Regions from separate parts of the Homo sapiens genome. Here region 1 is linked to region 2. A link is an interaction called in ENCODE POLR2A ChIA-PET data of the cell type or tissue named here. Cell type or tissue: K562. All regions are shown on one strand. Each heading gives the region's core, and the rest is flanking DNA. Links, peaks and the distances in the headings are about the cores only.

Region 1 (10,065 bases), core at 632-8,631, 110 kb after region 2:
ACAGCTTAAAAAAAAAAAAAGTCAGTGTATCACAAGGTGAATGCTGTTCCAGAGAACCAGGAAGGAAGAACACAGGAGACAGGACAGCTGATCTGGCTTGGGGTATCTGAGGAGGTTTTCTCAGGAGCGTCTTTTAAAGGATGAACAGGAAGTAGTTTACAGGAACAAGGTGGGAAAAGACCTTCTGGGCTGAGAGACTAGTCTGGGCAGAGACACAGAGTCGTGAAAGAACTCGGTATGTTTGTGAACTGTGGGAAGTTCAGGGAGACTGGAGCGGAGGGTGCCTTAGGAATGTGCTATAGAGGAGTCTGTCAAGACCTGGGTGCCTGCTACACTCCGAGAGGTCAGCGAACGGGCCCTCACTGGCTTCTTTTGCGTTGATGGCCTGGTCTGTATTTCTGCACTAGGTGGCCCTCTCATTGTCGCCATGACTGCTGGCCAGTGGACACCTGCAGGAATGGACTTGGGGTAGGCCTGAGGCCCCAGTCTGCTGGGGTGCTCCTGGGAAACTGAGTCTCGCCTCGCCTAGTCTCATGGTAATGTGCAAGGGTTGTTTTGCATCAGCTTCTTGCCACTGGGGCGAGCCAGCAAGCAGCCAGAGCTTCCAGCACAGCCGGAAGGGGCTGGGAGGGTGTATCCACTTCCCCACCCACTAGAAGAATGTGTCTACCTTTGCCTGGGAGCAGGCTGTGCAATCTCCTGCTCGTGTGTGTCTCTGTTTACTTTGCCATGAAACAATCCTGTGTGGGTCTGCTGGTGTCTTCCCTCCCATTGACCCCTATATCTCGTCGGGTAACCATGCATCTCCTGACTCAGGGAAAAGACAGTGACTTTTTAAATATTTATTAATTAATTAATTAATTTTTTTTTTTTTTTAGAGACAGGTTCTTGCTCTGTCACCCAGGCTGGAAGTTCAGTGGCATGATCATAGCTCACCGCAGCCTTGGACTCCTGGACACAGTGATCCTTCCACCTCCTGAGTAGCTGGGACTATAGGCACACACCACTATGCCCAGTTACTTTTGTTTTGTAGAGACAGGGTCTCGCTATATTGCCCAGGCTGGTCTTGAACTCCTGGCCTCAAGTGATCCCTGCCTCAGCCTCCCAAAATGTTGGGATGACAGGTGGGAGCCACTGCACCCTGCTGAGACCAGTGACTTTTAAAGTCGACTAGTGGCTGTCCGAATCAAGTGGTCCCCTCTTTGGCAGTAGTTGGTAAGGAGTAGAAATCAAAGGATACACAGAGAAGATGCTAGGCAGAAGTAGTGAGGATTGGAGGAGAGCAGAGAGAAGCAGGGTGCTGGCAGCAGGAGAAGCAGACTGAATGTGGCTGAGTAACACCGATGTGCCAACACCAGCGGCTAGGAGATAGTGAGGCTTCAGACCCCAGTGGGGCCTGGTGAGATTTCCATTTCTGAACTACACTCCAGAGTGCCAGAAACCTGCTGGTGTGGCTGGTCCTGTGCTCCAGGAAGTGAAAATAGACACGCACTTTCCTATTCCTGTACATATCCTAACACGGAGTAGCGTCAGCAGAGACACTGCCTGGCCATGCTACTTCCCACCATGTAAACTTGAGTAAGTAACTGAGCACTCTTTCTCAGGTTCCTCACTTGTAAACTGGGCTGTTACTGGTGTCTGCTTCATAGGGTTGTTTTGATGCTTGAATGAGTTAATGGGCATAAGATGTGGAGAAGGGCCTGCTGGTGCATATGAAGTACTCAGTAAGCAGGTAGCGGTCTGGGTCTGGGCAGGACACCCAAATTGGGTAACTGAGGAGAGGCTGAGAGACTATTTACAAAAGTATAGGTCAGATGAAGGGACAAAGGATGGTGGAACACCATGGGCTATAACTGGCTGAGAAGTCTTTAGTACTCCTAGGCCTGATGAGGCGAAGGGAGGAAGTAGTTATCAGACACCCAGCAGCCTCAAAACAGGGTGACAGGGCAGGAACTGTGGGGGTCTGGACAAGAGTGCAGCTGGGCCAACCTGGCCCTACAGGGCAGGAGTGGAAAGCATGCATACTCTTAAGACTTCTCCCTAACTCTGATCTCCTGCCCATGATACCCAAAGGCCAATCTGATTGGAGGCCAAAGGATGAGGCTGTTAGGTGGTTACAAAACGCAGTGGTCAGCCTGCCAGGCCCAGAGCAGTTGGTGAGGCATGGAGCAGGGATCTAGGAGCCACTGCAGCCTCTCTAGCACAAATGTCGCCAGTGTTGGCTGCAGTATTGTTATTACAATAGAGGCCTTTCACTTGAGGCCTTGACCGAGTTGCCATTCCTTGCAAACAAAAGAGCCTTACAGAGGCCGGGCACGGTGGCTCATGCCCGAAATCCCAGCTCTTTTGGAGGCCGAGGTGGGTGGATCACATGAGGTCAGGAGTTCGAGACCAGCCTGGCCAACATGGTGAGACCTCGTCTGTACTAAAAATACAAAAATTAGCCAGGCGTTGTCGCAGGCACCTGTAATCCCAGCTACTAGGGAAGCTGAGGCAGGAGAATCACTTGAACCCAGGAGGCGGAGGTTGCAGTGAGCTAATGCCACTGCACTCCAGCGTGGGCGACAAGAGCAAGGCTTCATCACCCCCCCGCCCCGAAAAAAAAAAGACTAACAGAGAAGAGCAACGGGAGCTCTGCAGGGAGACCTAGGGGACCACGCCATTCCCGTGGTCATCATCAGGTACTCTGTTTACCAGCTCTACTCTGTTTACCAGTCTCCCGCACTAGCTGGGAAAAGCTCTCTGGGGCAGGGCAGAAGTCTTTTCCTCTTTATAACCAGAGTGTCCAGCAGAACCAGGGACTTGTCACTGAGGGCTCTGTTGAGGTTTAAGGAACCCCTAAGAACCTGCTGCTCCAGCAGATAGGAGAGGGAAGCACTTAGGGCCTTAGGGGAGAACGCTGAGTCAGGGAACAGTGTGTGCTGCTGTTGCGTGTGTGTGCTTGTGAACATTCACATTTTATACACGTCAGAGAGAAAGTTGAAGGCATTGCCTGTTTTGGGCTGAGGAGGCCAGGCCCCAGATGAGGCTTCTCCCTGGAGCCCCTCTTTTGTCAGCTCCCATTTGTGCCAGGCCCTGGGCTTCCCTGGATCTCACAACTCATTGCAACCCTGTGGAGTTGGCAGCGTGCCTGTTTTATGGACAAGGACGCTGAGGCCAATGAATTCACAAAGGTAGCGGTAATTAGAAGTGTCTGAATTTGAGCCCAGATATGGCTTGAAAGCCTGAGTTCTTTTATTTTTTGAGGGGAAGTCTTGCTCTGTCGCCCAGGCTGGAGTACAGTGGCATGTTCTCGGCTCACTGCAACCTCCGCCTCCTGGGTTCAAGCAATTCTCCTGCCTCAGCGTCCTGGGTAGCTGGGATTACAGGTGCCTGCCACCACGCCCAGCTAATTTTTGTATTTTTAGTAGAGATGGGGTTTTGCCATGTTGGTCAGGCTGGTCTCAAACTCCTGACCTCAAGTGATCTGCCCACCTCTGCCTCCCAAAGTGTTGGGATTACAGGCGTGAGCCACCGTGCCTAGCCAGCCTGAGTTCTTAATCATTGAGCTAGTGTTTCCCAGTGGAGATACTGCAGGTCATCATTTGAATTTTTGTCACTTCTGTGTATTTCCTGTTTATCATTTACTTAACATTTTTCTCGAAATTGTCTTTTTTGGTACTTTAAACAAGTTTACTTGAAAAGGAAACTGTATCACTACCATAAATGGAGAGCTAGAATCACCTACTGTAAATAGAAGGTATCATAAATATAAACACAAAGGAATTCTTGGTCTCCAGCGTGGCCAACTCCAAATTCTAGAGCAGAATGATTTTGAAGTAACTCCATTCCTTTTAATTGCTTCGTTGCCTTGAGAGGCCTCTCTCTCCTCTATCTGTCTGGGCTCTAAGATGTGTAAAATTGGATTTGATCAGATTGTAGCCAGAGGTGTGCTGGTAAATGTTTAACAACTGGTGCTCCAGAAATTAAATTTTTTTTTAACACATGCAAGTGTCAGATAAATCTTACTGATATAAAGGAATTGTAGCACCCAATGTACAAATAATAAGAAATTATACAGTATTCTAAACTGTAAATTCCATATAGCTTATTGATTCCCTCAGAATGTTTTCATTGCTTTTTGCTGAACCGTTGTATCTGAACCTTGTATTTTGCTGAACCCTTGGCATATATTGTATGCCAACCTGTGGTTGATATTGACAAACAAGCAATTATGACATAAATGCTGGTTGGTACCAGTAAGATTAAAATGAAGAAGCCTTAACTTTCAGATGTTTGTCAAAATTTCACTGGTTCATCAGTGTCATCAATGATGTGAGTGACTTCTTTATTGATTTGGGCAGTAGTTTTTGACTGCTAGAAAAATATTTCTTCAACTTTTTTTTCTATTTGCAATGTAATGGTTCCAAGTATGACATAATTCTAAGTTAAAGCTCTATTATTAACATTTTCGTCATCATTTTCTTAAGTCTAGACAACAACTAATAAATCAAGCCCCAATTTGTTGCTTTTGCCACTTTCTAAGTACTAAATACTGCTACTGTTAAATATATACTGTTAAATATAATACTGTTAAATATAACTTATTTAATTATAAATCTAGAATTTAATTTTTAATAATAGCTGTGTTTATCAACTGGCTCTCAAGATTCCTAAACATTTGACTGTTGCAAGTTGGTATGTGCCGGCTCCTGTGTGCCACTGATTATGGCCCTTATCTTGAAACCAGGCAAGCTGCATATGTTCCCCTTGTGGAGTCACCATCCAGAATAATTTCTACTCTTTTTAGACATGAACACGCCGCTGTGCTCTGCTCCAATAAAATAGCAAAGTTTTTCTCTCCTCGCACTTTCTCACCTCAGCTCCTACTTTCCTTCCCCGGACTCCGCTCCCTGGATATTCCTTGAACACACGAGACATGCACACCTCAGGGCCTTTGGACTTGTTATTTCCCCTGCCTAGAATGTTTTTCCTCCAATTAGCTGCATGTTTCATTCCCTCACCTCCGTCAAGCATTTGCTCAAATATCACTCTGTTTATAACTGCGATCCCTCCTCTCCCCTACTCCCCTACTGACCATCCCTTCTACCTGCTTTATTTTTCTCCATAGCATTGACTATCTTCAATGTATTATACTGTATAAAATCTTTGCATATATTTTGTTTATTGCCTTCTTCTCTCCATGACAATGTAAGCAACACAAAGGCTAGAGGTTTTTTGCTTGTTTGTTTTATTTTGTTTTGAAGACAGGGTCTCACTCTGTCACCCAGGCTGGAGTTGCAGTGGTGAAATCTCAGCTCATTGCAACCTCCACCTCCTGGGTTCAAGCAATTCTTGTGCCTCAGCCTCCTGAGTAGCTGGGACTACAGGCTTGTACCACCACGCTTGGCTAATTTTTTTTTGTAGTTTTAGTTGAGACTGGGTTTCACCATGTTGGCCAGTCTGGTCTCAAACTCCTGGCTTCAAGTGACCTGCCAGCCTTGGCCTGCCAGAATGCTGTGATTACAGGTATGAGCCACCATGCCCAGCCAAGGGCTAGAGTTTTTGTACATTTTGCTGGATCCTTTGTGTATGGAACAGTACCTGGCATAGTGTAGGGAAGCAGTATGTATATATGTGTGTTGGATAAATGAATGAATATATAATATGTAATATATAATAGAAACATTCTTACATTGCCTCTGATGAAATGCTTATGTCTCTTTTAATCTATAGATTCTCCTTCTATCTCTTTTGCTTTCTTGAAATTATTTATTGAAGAACCCAGGTTCCCCATAGCAGAGTTTCCTATAGTCTCATTGCAGCCCAAGAATATAATCTGCTCAGATTCAGATTTGATTTTCCTTTTTACAAGACTGCTTCAAACCAACCAGGGAACTATTGGGGAAAAAACCCTGATGGCTTCATAGTTGATGGTGGTGATGGGTACATCTATAACACAAAGGACAGTGTCTGTCTGTCATGTAAATTTTTATATATATATACACACACACACACATGCATGAGGCAGGGATCCAACTTCATTCTTTTGCATGTGAATATCCAGTTGTCCCATTTGTTGAAACAATTATTCTTTCTCCATTGAATTATCTTGACACTCTTGTCTAAAAAAGGGAAGATTTTAAATTAGATTTGTGTGACCAGATTTGCTTCTTTCATAACTTATTTTGGTGGAAACATTGAGAATTCTAGTCAACATCTATTCAGCTCCAGGGTAGAAAATCCATTCAAACTGGCTCAAGTTTGAATAACGGGGGCTCCTACTGCCTAGACTGTGGTCTTGAATCATTGTTTCACACTAAAGAAATCAAGGTTCCTTGAAGACATCGTTGATTACATGTTGAGTGCAGGAAAAGAACAAGATGAGCCTGGAACATCAGAGGCTATTTGTGATCATGTCAAAAGCACTCAGGAACCAAGCTGAATATGCATTTGTCAGGCCAAGATGGAATGATATGAGTATCAACAAGGATAATAATGGCAATGAATTGAAATACATAAAAAAGTTAAAATCCATGAATTCATAATGATATTCTTTTTTTTAAGAGACATAATGATTTTTAGTTTTTGAGACAGGGTCTTGCTCTGTCATCCAGGCTGGAGTGCAGTGGTGTGATCTCGGCTCACTGCAACCTCTGTCTCCCAGGTTCAAATGATTCTCCTGCCTCAGCCTCCCAAGTAGCTGGGACTACAGGCATGCACCACCACACCTGGCTAACTTTTGTATTTTTAGTGGAGACGAGGTTTCACCATTTTGGCCAGGCTGGTCTCGAACTCCTGACCTCAGATGATCTGCCTGCCTTGGCCTCCCAAAGTGCTGGGATTACAGGCATGAGCCACCATGCCTGGCCTGCCTGATATATTTTTAAAATGTTACTTCATTGGTTTTATTTTTGGAGGATGCTAGAAAACTACCTCATTGTTTTGAAAACTGATAAAGGAAAATAATCAGGCATTTATGTTATCTTTCCCTTGTAAAATGTACCTTACGGTAAACCAATAGTTGAAAAGAGGAAGTTTGTCACTATAGAAGTTTTCCAGTTCATAAAAAAGGAATGATTTGAAAGATCATTCTGTAATGCCTCACAAGTGAATATGAGCCATCAATGGCCGATAATATCACTAAAAGAGACAGACAGAGTTAGAGGAAGAGAGCAACAGCCATTGTCCTTTGTGTTATAGACATACACATCACTACCATCACCTATGAAGCAGTCTTCTTTTTTTTCCTCCCCAACAGTTCCCTGGTTGGTTTGAAGCAGTCTTATAAAAAGAAAAATCAAATCTGAATCTGATAAAATGATATTCTGGGGTTGCAATGAGACTATAGGAAACTCTGCTATAGGAACCCTGGGTTTTTCAATAAATAACTTCAAGAAAGGAGAAGAGATGGAGGGAGAATCTGTAGATTAAAAAAGACATAAGCATTTTATCAGTAGCAATGTAAGGATCTTATATATGTATCCCAGTTCAAACAGACTGTATATCAACCAGAGAAATGTGACCTCTGACTGGATATTTGATTATATTAAAATTTATAATTTTTATAGATATAAAAACAGTATTGTGAGTATGTTTCAAAGTCCTAATCTTTAGATATTCTATACTGAAACATATACAGATGAAATGATATGATGCCTGGGATTTGATTCAAAGAAATCCACACGTGGATGTAGGTGAGGGTATAGATGCAGGACAGCTGGCCAAGAGTTGATAATGGTTGAAGTTGGTGATAACACATCGAATTCGTTATATTATTCTCCTTCCTTTTGAAAATTTACTAATAAAATGTTTTTTTAAAAGTTATACATCTTGGCTGGGTGCAGTGGTTCACGCCTGTAATCTCAGCAGTTTGGGAGGCTGAGGCGGGTGGATTGCTTGAGGTCAGGAGTTCAAGATCACCCTGGCCAACATGGTGAAACCCTGTATTTACTAAAAATACAAAAATTAGCCGGGCATGGTGGCAGGTGCCTGTAATTCCAGCTACTCGGAGGCTGAGGCAGGAGAATCGCTTGAACCCGGGAGGCGGAGGTTGCAGTGAGCTAAGATGGCACCACTGCACCCCAGCCTGGGCAACAGAGAGAGACTCCATCTCAAAAAAAAAAAAAAAGTTATACATCTTGACAGCAATAATCATAAAATTAAGCAAAATTAGAAGGAGGGAGAAACTTTGTGTGTTACTTTCTTCAATTTTGGTGGTGGGAGTGAATAAATATGGTCTAAAATTGAAAAAAAAAGTGATAAGAAGAATTAATTGTGAAGGCACAGCAGGCTGTCTCCAAGATGCCTCAAAGCAGGAAATGGAGTGTTTCTGGGCTCCCTGGGGAGGGATTAGGACCTGGCAGGGTGGGCGGCAGTGGCTGCTCCCTCCACCCCTAGGGGCCTCTTGCTATCAAGGCTTTTCCTTTGCTAGTGTGCTGACTTTCCAGGGCTGTGTGACTCTGGTGCACACCACTGACTGTCTTTGACTCTCTCAAGAGAATCTGACTGGTGGCTGCTCAGCCAATGAACCGCTGGCCTGGGTAAGGTCTTATCAGCTGTGGCCTGCATTACAAGTTTGTGGGTGTGTGAATTAGTGGGGGGTTTGCATGGGGTGTTCCAGGAACTATGGGCAGGGCAAATTCTCTAGAAGAAGTAGTTTTTATTGTGGACAGGGTTCGTCCTGAAATTTAGCTAGTATGAGGATGGGTTAAAGGATAGATTAGAATTAGGGACCAGACAAGACACTGCTGAACTTTGATATTCACTCGGCACGTTCTACGTGTCTGACCTTGTGTGGGTGTCAGGAACGCGGGAACAAAGGAAGTGTGAGAGAAGAATAGCCCTGAGAAGTGGATGGGAGGTGGACAAGGCTGGACTTAGGCATTGAGTGGTTTGGTCTTGATCCAGGAGAGGCTGATCTCTTGGCACATCCTCCTAACTACCTCAGCCTTGCAAAAACCTACCCAACACCCAAGGCCCAATGCACGCGCTGCTTTCTCCCGGAAGCCTTTTCCAATCCTCTTTTGAACTCCATAGCAATTTGTACGTCCTTGTCTTAACTTGCTTTGCAAACATAGTTGATGTAGTTGTGGTTGCATATTTCATGCTACTGTAAGTTGCCTCTTTGTTTGATGCTTTCAGACTTCTGCTAGACTGTAAAGTCCATATCTGAGTCACTTTTGCAGGCAGCAGGGCTGTTGGAAGGGCTACATTCCTGAGTGTAAATCCCATTTTCACTGCTTACAAGCTGTGTGACTTTGGGCAAGTTACTTAGCCTCTCTGAGCCCCCACCTTCTTGTTTGTTAATGGGAGTGATAATACCCACCTCAAGGTGTTTTGTTTTGAAAATTAAACCATATCAAGGATATAAAGTACAGGACCAAGCACAGGGCAGTTGATTGGTGTGTATTGAATTGAGGAGGAATAACTCGGATCTTGAGGGATGAGCAGCATTAGCATAGTGGGCGAGATAAGGGAAAGGGAAGGGCATGCTCCAAGCTGTTCTCTTCAGTCCCTCCAGGGGAGGGGGCAGCGTGCGGGGCCACACTCTGGACAGGGCAGCTACTCCTCACATTGTCAGCAGAAGCCACTGCAGTTCTAGGACTCAGGCAGCCACACTCTTGTCCAGTGTAATGGAAACTGCCTTCTGAGCTGCATGCACCCTTACTTGATATCAATGTACCAGGGACTCGGATCTGTAACTAGAACAGCACTTACAGCTTGTCTCTCAGGGAAATGGTGTTGGATGGTCCTCAGGAATATTTCTTCCAGGTTTTCATGGAACCTAGAAAAACACCACAGCTTGCTAAGGTGTAAACCTCTCAGATGCCTGGGATGTTCTAGACTGAGCTGCAGCCAGTGCCTTTCTCCTGTTCAGGGCTGGATATGCACAGACGCCCTCACCAGGGCCTTCTAAACATAATTTGCTTCAACCCTTGCTTGTTGGCACAATTTTTTTCCCACCTCTCTCTATTTCAATAATGGCTGCTTCCTGACCATCTCTACTGCATAAGTAAGTAATCTGCCCTGGAAACTTGTCTTTCTGATTACTTTGCCCCCGCTGTGATTGCCTCCTTCTCCACA
Region 2 (10,065 bases), core at 882-8,881:
GGCAACCAACTATCTCAACAAGTTGTGCTTTATTAAGTCCTGGTCTGGTTGGTGGCTTTAAGTGTCTTTTGTATCTCCTAAGTGTATTTACTTGTAATTGGTATAAATCAACCTCTGGGGTATCGAAATCTTGAACAGGTGAATCACCTCCATCATCATCACTCCCTTTTCTCTTTCTTCTGTTTCGAATACTCTGAATTAAGTTTTTATGATAATCACATATGTAAAGATGCCTGCGCTCTTATCCAGCTCGATCTTCACCTTCTGGGATATGCTCTTCTGGATCCTCTTGCTGAAGCTGGCGTTGCCTGCTGCCCGACCGCACCGCTCACCATCCTCCGCAGGCAGCACAGTTGCCAGGAGCCCGGCCTGGCCGCCCCCAGGGGCCCAGCCGCTGAGACCGCCCCTGCGCCCGGCCCCTCAGCCCCGATTTCCCGGACGAGGCACTGGCGACCACAGCGGCCACTGCGGCTGCCGCCTCCCCACTGCCCAGGCGTGAAGCCGTTCATGTCTCCGAGCTCCGGGGTACCGGCGCTGACAGAAATCCCCACTCTCCTGGCCGCTCCGTCGGCGGCAGTTCACTCTGCACACCAAGTTAGCTGCATGGCAGAACACCAACTGGGCCTGCTGCTGCTGGCGCCGAAACAGTGGACAGTGCCGAGGGCCGGGACTCAGAGTCGAGCGTCTCCTGGAATGGAGACCCAGCTCACTGTTACATGGGGTCTTCAGCTTTTTTTTTTTTTGAGACAGAATCTCGCTCTGTCGCCCAGGCTGGAGTGCGGTGGCGCAATCTTGGCTCACCGTAACCTCCGCCTCCCGGCTCAAGCTATTCTCCTGCCTCAGTCTCCTGAGTAGCTGGGATTACAGGCGCCCGCCACCGCACCCAGCTAATTTTTGTATTTTTAGTAGAGACAGGGTTTCGGCATGTTTATCAGGCTGGTCTCAAACTCCTGACCCTAAGTGATTGGCCCTCCTCGGCCTCCCAAAGTGCTGGGATTACAGGTGTGAGCCACCATGCCCGGCTATATATATATATTTTTAATGTTGGTCATTCTTTCTAATGTTAAGACATATCCTTTGAGGATAATTAGATTTTGGTGTCATGTAATTTGGGTGGTATCACATAATTTCGTTCATATTCTGGATCTGCCACCTATTAGTTATATGACTAAAACAAGTTAACCTATCTGAGTCTATTTGCTCAATTATAAAGTGGGCATGATAGAACTTCACAGGATTGTCTTGAGGGTTTAATAAGAATATAGCTAGCTAGCTAGTTTGTTCAAGGACATAAGTATCTGATAAATCTTAATGTTTCCCCTGTTGGTGAGTCAGAACAGAAATAAGAGTTGAAACTGCTGGTAAGCCTATTTTATCCATCTTCTTATTTTGCCCATAGTTAAAAAGCCACTTTTGTTATATTCTGCACTAACTTCCAAAGTTCATTTTGTTTTAGCTTTTATTCTTTTAATTAGACATATTGTCTAAAACCAAAAAGTCATGTTTCTGAAGCAGAGTTTTTAAAAGATACTTTATATTTCTCATTAAGATTGTGACTAGACAGAATCCTTCCCCACACACAAACTCCAGCTTATCTATTTTTCAATATCTAAGTTAGAGTTCTTGGCACTATTCACATTTTTACTGTACCTTCTTGAAGATGAAAGAGTCCGAAAGATTTAAAGATTTTTGAGCAGAATTAGACATAAAAAACTGTCATAGTTTGGTGTTGCTATAATAGAATATCACAGACAAGGTAATTTATAAAGAAAAATTTCTTTCTCATAGTTCTGGAGGCTGGGAAGTCCACTGTCAAGGTGCTGGCATTTGGTGAGGGCCTTCTTGCTGAGTCAGCTCATGGTGGAAGGTCAAAGAGAGGGCAAGCGAAAGCAGGTGATTGAACTTGCAGCCTCACCTCCCATTAGACCCTGCCTCCCAACAGTGTTGCATTAGGATTATTTTCATCCTATGCTTTTTGTAGGACATATTCAAACCATACATAGCACAACATACTTGTTAAAATTTTAAATCACTGTTAAAGCATGTTTCTTTGTTATATGTGGAAAGCATTGCCTAGTAATAACTTACTAGTCTTAAGGTAGTTTTCTGAAAAAAAATATGAGTGGACGTAGTACAAACATCTTAATACATTTTTTGATTTGTTTCGTGGAGTGTTATGTGATATAAATTGCAGTTGCACAAAAGTGAATAAAGGAAGATAATTGTAAAATCTGATGCAGCAAAGGTTAAATACTTTAGGGACATTCTCTTCACTAAATTATGCAGAAGATGGGAACTTTTTTTTTTTTTTTTTTTTTTTTTTTTAGAGAAAAAGACCCAGAGATGATTGAGAGGTTCAGGTTAATTAACATGACGGTGCATTCATCTCATTAGGTTCCCTAAGATTCTCAACACATGGTGTGTTGGCCACTTGATTGATTCACAGGTTTTTTGGAGAGAGGATCTTTGCAAGATAGCTCTTCTGCTCTTGAAGACTGGCAGTAGTTACAGGTAGAGATAGATATGTTACTGGTTTTGTACAAGATGCAAAAGATAAGTGGTAGTGAAGCCACCCTGGCCACAGGAGAAAGCACATGCAGGAGAAAGCACATTCATCAAGAGACAGTACATTTTAGGTTTATTTTTTTTTTTAATCCAAGGCTTTGGGATCAAGAGAAGGTAAGGTGCTATTGAACAGTTTTGAGTAGTGGCACCACAGTGCCAGAAAAAGATAAACTGGGCTTATAGACGCTGTTATAATAAACATTATAAAATGAAAATGCTAACAAGTACAAAGAAAATGGATACATAAAACTTTTATTCAAGTTAGCTGGCTATTCTGTTGGAGATTCTTAGGAGCTGTGAATGGAGGCAGGTAGGGGATGACTAGTGAGAGGAAGCTCAAGTGAGGCACATCCTTCCTATTAGTAATTCTTAGAAGCTACAGATTAGCTTGTCAGATTTAAAATGTTAGTCAAAATAAATATACCTGAGGTTTCTTGATTGGAAAAGCAGGTCAGATGTGACTAGAAATGGAGGTGGGTTTTTTTTTTTTTTAATGGAGGATTTTAGAAGGCAATAGTGTAGAATTTAGAGCTAGAAAGGATCTTACACATGAAAATACGAAAAGTAGACTTTGTAGGTTTATCTAAGATTTTTATTTAGTGACAGAGCTAGAACTAGGATCCAGGGTTTCTCTTTCATGGTTAGTTCAGCTAGGAAGAATATTTAAAGAAGCCAGGGTAATTAAGATGAACCTTGATAGGTATAGGAAAGAGGTAAGAGAACAAAAATCCAGTAGGTAAGAAGATGGAAGAACTTTAAAATCATTTTTATAAGAAATAGATATTATTTATTTAGAATTTATGAGATGTTTCACAGAGGGCTTGAAGTGGGAAAATAATTGAAATTATATAGACCATATAAATACTTCTATAAAACATTTGTTAAAATTGATTCTATAATTCATTGTCATTTTATTTATTTATTTATTATTATTTTTTATTATTATTATACTTTAAGTTTTAGGGTACATGTGCACATTGTGCAGGTTAGTTACATACGTATACATGTGCCATGCTGGTGTGCTGCACCCACTAACTCGTCATCTAGCATTAGGTATATCTCCCAATGCTATCCCTCCCCCCTCCCCCCACCCCACAATGGTCCCCAGAGTGTGATGTTCCCCTTCCTGTGTCCATGTGATCTCATTGTTCAATTCCCACCTATGAGTGAGAATATGCGGTGTTTGGTTTTTTGTTCTTGCAATAGTTTACTGAGAATGATGGTTTCCAATTTCATCCATGTCCCTACAAAGGACATGAATGCATCATTTTTTATGGCTGCATAGTATTCCAAGGTGTATATGTGCCACATTTTCTTACTCCAGTCTATCATTGTTGGACATTTGGGTTGGTTCCAAGTCTTTGCTATTGTGAATAATGCCGCAATAAACATACGTGTGCATGTGTCTTTATAGCAGCATGATTTATAGTCCTTTGGGTATATACCCAGTAATGGGATGGCTGGGTCAAATGGTATTTCTAGTTCTAGATCCCTGAGGAATCGCCACACTGACTTCCACAATGGTTGAACTAGTTTACAGTCCCACCAACAGTGTAAAAGTGTTCTTATTTCTCCACATCCTCTCCAGCACCTGTTGTTTCAGATTTCCTATACACCAACAACAGACAAACAGAGAGCCAAATCATGAGTGAACTCCCATTCACAATTGCTTCAAAGAGAATAAAATACCTAGGAATCCAACTTACAAGGGATGTGAAGAACCTCTTCAAGGAGAACTACAAACCACTGCTCAAGGAAATAAAAGAGGATACAAACAAATGGAAGAACATTCCATGCTCATGGGTAGGAAGAATAAATATCGTGAAAATGGCCATACTGCCCAAGGTAATTTACAGATTCAATGCCATCCCCATCAAGCTACCAATGCCTTTCTTCACAGAATTGGAAAAAACTACTTTAAAGTTCATATGGAACCAAAAAAGAGCCCGCATCACCAAGTCAATCCTAAGCCAAAAGAACAAAGCTGGAGGCATCACACTGCCTGACTTCAAACTATACTACAAGGCTACAGTAACCAAAACAGCATGGTACTGGTACCAAAACAGAGATATAGATCAATGGAACAGAACAGAGCCCTCAGAAATGATGCCGCATATCTACAACTATCTGATCTTTGACAAACCTGAGAAAAACAAGCAATGGGGAAAGGATTCCCTATTTAATAAATGGTGCTGGGAAAATTGGCTAGCCATATGTAGAAAGCTGAAACTGGATCCCTTCCTTACACCTTATACAAAAATCAATTCAAGATGGATTAAAGACTTAAACATTAGACCTAAAACCATAAAAACCCTAGAAGAAAACCTAGGCATTACCATTCAGGACATAGGCATGGGCAAGGACTTCATGTCTAAAACACCAAAAGCAATGGCAACAAAAGCCAAAATTGACAAATGGGATCTAATTAAACTAAAGAGCTTCTGCACAGCAAAAGAAACTACCATCAGAGTGAACAGGCAACCTACAAAATGGGAGAAAATTTTCACAACCTACTCATCTGACAAAGGGCTAATATCCAGAATCTACAATGAACTCAAACAAATTTACAAGAAAAAAACAAACAACCCCATCAAAAAGTGGGCAAAGGACATGAACAGACACTTCTCAAAAGAAGACATTTATGTAGCCAAAAAACACATGAAAAAATGCTTACCATCACTGGCCATCAGAGAAATGCAAATCAAAACCACAATGAGATACCATCTCACACCAGTTAGAATGGCAGTCATTAAAAAGTCAGAAATTCATTGTCATTTAAATAAAGTGGGCCTGTGTCAATATTAATCAAGTGCTATTTGAATGTCTACTTTCAAGTAGCTGGGACTACAGGTGCATGCCACCATGCCCAGCTAATTTTTGTATTTCTTGTAGAGACGAGGTTTTACCGTGTTACTCAGGCTGGTTTCAAACTCCTGAGCTCAAGCAATACACCTCCTGCCTTGGCCTCCCAAAGTGCTGGGATTACAGGCGTAAGCCACTGCACCCAGCCAAAGTGAGAAATGGTTTTACACAGGTGAATACTATGATGGAATCTACACTCAGGCAGCTGAACTGATTGGAGGAAGGATAGGTAGAAAGCAGCATACCAATTATTATAATAGTTGAAAGGCAGCTATGGGCATGTGGTGGTAAGCCCAGTTGTAATAGAAAAAGCAAATAACAGCTGAGTTGGAGGACTGTTTTAAGAGAAGCAGGCTGGATATGTAAGGAAAATTATATTCAGAGTGCATTTGTTTCTCTCAGTCTGTGTTCCTTTTTTTCTCATCTCTTGCCAACCTGTGTTTCTTATAACTAGTCTTAAATCTTTTCTCTTATTTAGTAATGATGGAAATGCTAAAAAAAAATTTTTGTTTTAACAAATTGAGGAAAGGCATGGTAACTCATGCCTATAATCCTAGCACTTTGGGAGGCCGAAGCGGGAGGATCACTTGAGGCCAGGAGTTTGAAACCACCCTGGGCAACATAGTGAGATCTCATCTCAACAAAAAATTTAAAAATAGCTGGGCATGGTGGCACATGCCTATAGTACCAGTTATTGAGGAGACTGAGGCAGAAGGATTGCTTATTTCCTGTTTATCTTGTACTTTTACCTGTTGGTTGTAGATTGATTTCAGGTGACATTTGAATAAACCCAATAAAGAAGCCAGGACCCTCCACGTCTTAGAAGCCACGTTAGGCTCATTTTGTGTGTATTTCTACACTGGTAGACACTGTAATGCTCTAAGAGTGCTGCAGCTGTAAGAGAAATCACCTGGTCTCATATAATATAGTTCCTTAACCTGATAAGCTACTACTTGTGTAGTGTTGTTTATGCAACTTAAAAAAAAACAAAAAAAAACTGAGCACGCTTTTTATCTTCATTCAAAGTGTTTGCAACTGTTTTTGTTTGGTTTGGTTTGGTTTGGTTTTTGACAGTCTCACTGTCTCCCAGGCTGGAGTGCTGGAGTGCAGGAGTGCAGTGGTGCGGTATTGGCTCACTGCAACCCCCGCCTCCTGGGTTGAAGTGATTCTCATGCCTCAGCCTCCCAAGTAGCTGGGACTACAGGCACGCGCCACCATGCCCTGCTAATTTTTATATTTTTAGTAGAGACAGAGTTTCACCATGTTGGCCAGGCTGGTCTCAAACTCCTGACCTCAGGTGATCCACCCGCCTCAGCCTCCCAAAGTGCTAGGATTACAGCACTGCACTGGCCGATAGTCACTTTTTAAAATCCCAGTTCTTCATTTCTAGAGAAGGAACTCTGTTTGGATCTTCTTGTTACAGGTTTGTATTTCTGGAACATCAGCTATGACAAGGAATTAGGCCTCGTTGTGTAAATGGGACCCAATGCTATGCGTGGATGGCTATTGTGAATCAAACGAGAGAGTGAATTGGAGAGATTGTGAAAATAGAAAACCACAAACAAGTATTTATTTTGTAACAATAAATATCTGAGATCTTGTTCATGTTGTCTTTTAATGAGGATGCGAGAGATTGGGGTTTATGATGGGCCTAGGTTTGATATAAGTAGGCATTTGACTCCAATTAGCAGCAAATGTAATAGAGAAGGTGAAAGTGGAATGGTTGGCACTATGAATTAGGACACTGAACACATACTGCTCTGTCATCCAGGCTGGAATGCAGTAGTGTGATCTCGGCTCTCTGTAGCCTTGACTTCTTAGACTCAAATGATCCTCCCACCTCAGCCTCCCCAGTAGCTGGTACTTCAGATACGTGGTACCATACCTGGCTAATTTTTTCTTTTTTTTTGTAGAGATGGAGTCTCACTGTATTGCCTAGGCTGGTCTTGAACTCCTGGGATCAAGTGAACCTCCTGCCTCAGCCTCCCAAAGTGCTGGGATTACAGATGTGAGCCACGATGCCCAGCCTATGATAGACTTTAAAAAGCACAAAACCAATTTGAAATAGCATGGACAAGAGATTTTGCTGTATTTTCGAAATTTCCTTTCTGTTCTGCATAGATCATCTAATATGTAAGCAAGATCTTCTTTTAGAAAAGTACTGTTTCCAAAATATTTTAAATCAAGCAATTGCAACAGTTGATTCCGTATAGTAAGGTATATCTGTGTTACTAGAAAGGGATTTGCAAAGTGATAGCACTTAAACTTAAGATTTCTTAGCCGGGTGTGGTGGTGGGCGCCTGTAGTCTCAGCTACTGGGGAAGCTGAGGCAGGAGAATGGCGTGAACCCGGGAGGCGGAGCTTGCAGTGAGCCGAGATCGCGCCACTGCACTCCAGCCTGGGCGACAGAGCGAGACTCCGTCTCAAAAAAAAAAAAAAAAAAGATTTCTTTTTGGCTAGGCATGGTGGCTCACGCCTGTAATCCCAGCACTTTGGGAAGCCGAGGCGGGTGGATCATGAGGTCAGGAATTCGAGACCAGCCTCGCCAACATGGTGAAACCCCATCTCTACTAAAAATACAAAAAAAAAAATTAGCTGGGCACGGCGGCGGGCGCCTGTAATCCCAGCTATTCAGGAGACTGAGGCAGGTGAATCGCTTGAATGCGGGAGGCGGAGTTTGCAGTGAGCCGAGATCGCGCCACTGCACGCTAGCCTGGGCAACAGAGTGAGACTGTCTCAAAAAAAAGAAAGATTTCTTTTCAGGAGTTAGGTTTAATTCCTGAGGACATTTAGTCCGGAGCAGAAGGATAGGCAGCTGATGCAGCATTTTTAGTGTGTTCATATACTTATTTGGAGGTGTACTGAGAGAGGCAGTTTTAACTCATTGACCCAAAAAGAGTGGAATAATTTGAAAGAAATGGGTGAGATGGTAGAGGTGATGGTTACTAGCTCTTTACCATGTATACCTTTAACATTTGTCCACCTTGGTATGTTACATTTTGGAAGACATCTGTTAGCAGTAGTGATTGCTGCTTCACAACAGAAAAATTATTTTAGGGAAAGCAATTATATAGGAAAAAGGGTTCCTTGGTTTTCACAAGTCTGGAAGCAAATATAAGGAGGAATATGCATAAGTAAACTTGTCTAAAAGTATGATGTGGCTATCTTATAAACTGCTTTATTTTTCAGAAGTAAGGAAAGTTCAGTTTTAAAGTCCTTTTTGGAATCAGATTATTAGCTAAATTCTATTTGGAGTTTCACACAAAGGTCTAAGACTTAACTGAAGATTTAGGGCCTGATGAACCAAGTAGATTTATGCTTCTAAACACATTAGCCAGAAAAGTGGGTAACTATAGGGGGAATCTGACTGTTAGTTCAGCCTGCGCATATGCACATCTCTAGTTGAGTCTCTTAGGGTTTCCCTTAAGGGACTTCTTGGGGCTCATAAGCTTGGTCTTCTCAGAAGAATCTCTATATCTTCATCATGGAAAAACCCAGGAGGCCAATTGTATAGGTACCCGATGGTGGCATTGTGGACAAAGGGAACTTACTTCCTGGACATATGAAGGATAGCTCTTGAATCATCTAATTGTTAAATTTGGGGTCTAGTGGAAAGGGCCTAGGACCCCAAATCACAAAGACTGTGTTCTGGTCCCATCCCTGGCACTCAGTGAGGACAGGACCGTATCTGTGTTACTCACCACTAAATACTCACTGCCTGCTACAGTGCTTACCATGTAATAAATAGGCGTTCAGTAAATATTTGAGTGAGTGAAATAATACATTGGATGCATAACTTCGGAAAAGTCACGTTATCTCTCTGGGTTTCATTTTTCCCCCGTTCATCTATAAAATACAAGTTTTGACTAACCAAGTCTCTAGTTCTCAAATTACTGCATTAAAAGTTAGAAAGATACAATTATTTTAGATAATCAACTCCATTGTAAACACCAGTGCAAACTTGGGCATTGATATCAGGTGGCATTTCTTGGTTTTAAGGTAGTTAGGCTTATAGGTTATCTAGATTATTTTTGTAAAACAAAAGCAATATTAAACATTTTTTTATATTTGCCTTTGCTTTTTTGGTATAAAGAAAAGATTAATACATTTTTTTGCAGAGAAAGCAATTGTGGCAGAATATTAATATGTGATGAATCTAGATGAAGTGTTTATGTAAGATCTTTATACTAATATTACAACTTTTCTGTAAATTTGAAATTATATTAAATTAGTAATTTGAACTCAGAAAAGCCCAGCATGTAGTGAGAAAGAATAAAAAGTACAACAATGGTAATAATAAAACATTAGGTGGATGTTAAGGATAGTATTTGGAGATTCATAAGTTCACTTAAGTATAGAGATTTGTATCTCTTTGCGAAATATTTAGACTTGTAAGGGACATTCATTCTAAATGTAAAGGAAATATTCACTGTAAAGAAAGACTGGTGAATTTCTCACTTACCGTTCCCTCACACCCCCCCCAAAAAACACAGGTTTTCTTAAATTGAGATCTACTAACATTTTTTACCATTTTACCGTGTCAGATAGAAACTCCATGCTGTTCCTTTGGCTTGGTAGTAGTGGTTATCATTTTTTTTTTCCTTGATTGACAAAGCTGGCACCTCAGATTTTACTGTA

Evidence for each region. Peaks named below come from ENCODE experiments on the same cell type or tissue, not always from the same donor. Only the 100,000 strongest peaks of a DNase experiment are listed, where the experiment ranks them.
Region 1: POLR2A ChIA-PET joins it to region 2 with 5 read pairs; 5 of 35 experiments call an interaction of 5 or more read pairs at or near these places.

What each region holds. Positions count from the first base shown.
Region 1 is chr3:150,725,099-150,735,163 of GRCh38, forward strand. LOC101928105 (a long non-coding RNA gene) reads right to left here. Exons shown (of 3, transcript NR_121657.1): 3 at 9,373-9,766. Among named protein-coding and RNA genes, the nearest start is that of ERICH6, 26 kb to the left of the region's middle. RefSeq lists enhancers at 56-557, 558-1,057, 2,302-2,801 and cis regulatory regions at 4,567-4,959, 8,208-8,899. In K562, for the core only: a CTCF peak has its summit at 8,397; DNase peaks (open chromatin) are centred at 1,943, 2,863, 4,743, 8,533 and 1 weaker place.
Region 2 is chr3:150,611,369-150,621,433 of GRCh38, forward strand. All of the region lies in intron 1 of SELENOT (selenoprotein T), which reads left to right. It also overlaps the pseudogene SAP30P1. Among named protein-coding and RNA genes, the nearest start is that of SELENOT, 13 kb to the left of the region's middle. In K562, for the core only: no CTCF peak of the experiment used is centred there; no DNase peak of the experiment used is centred there.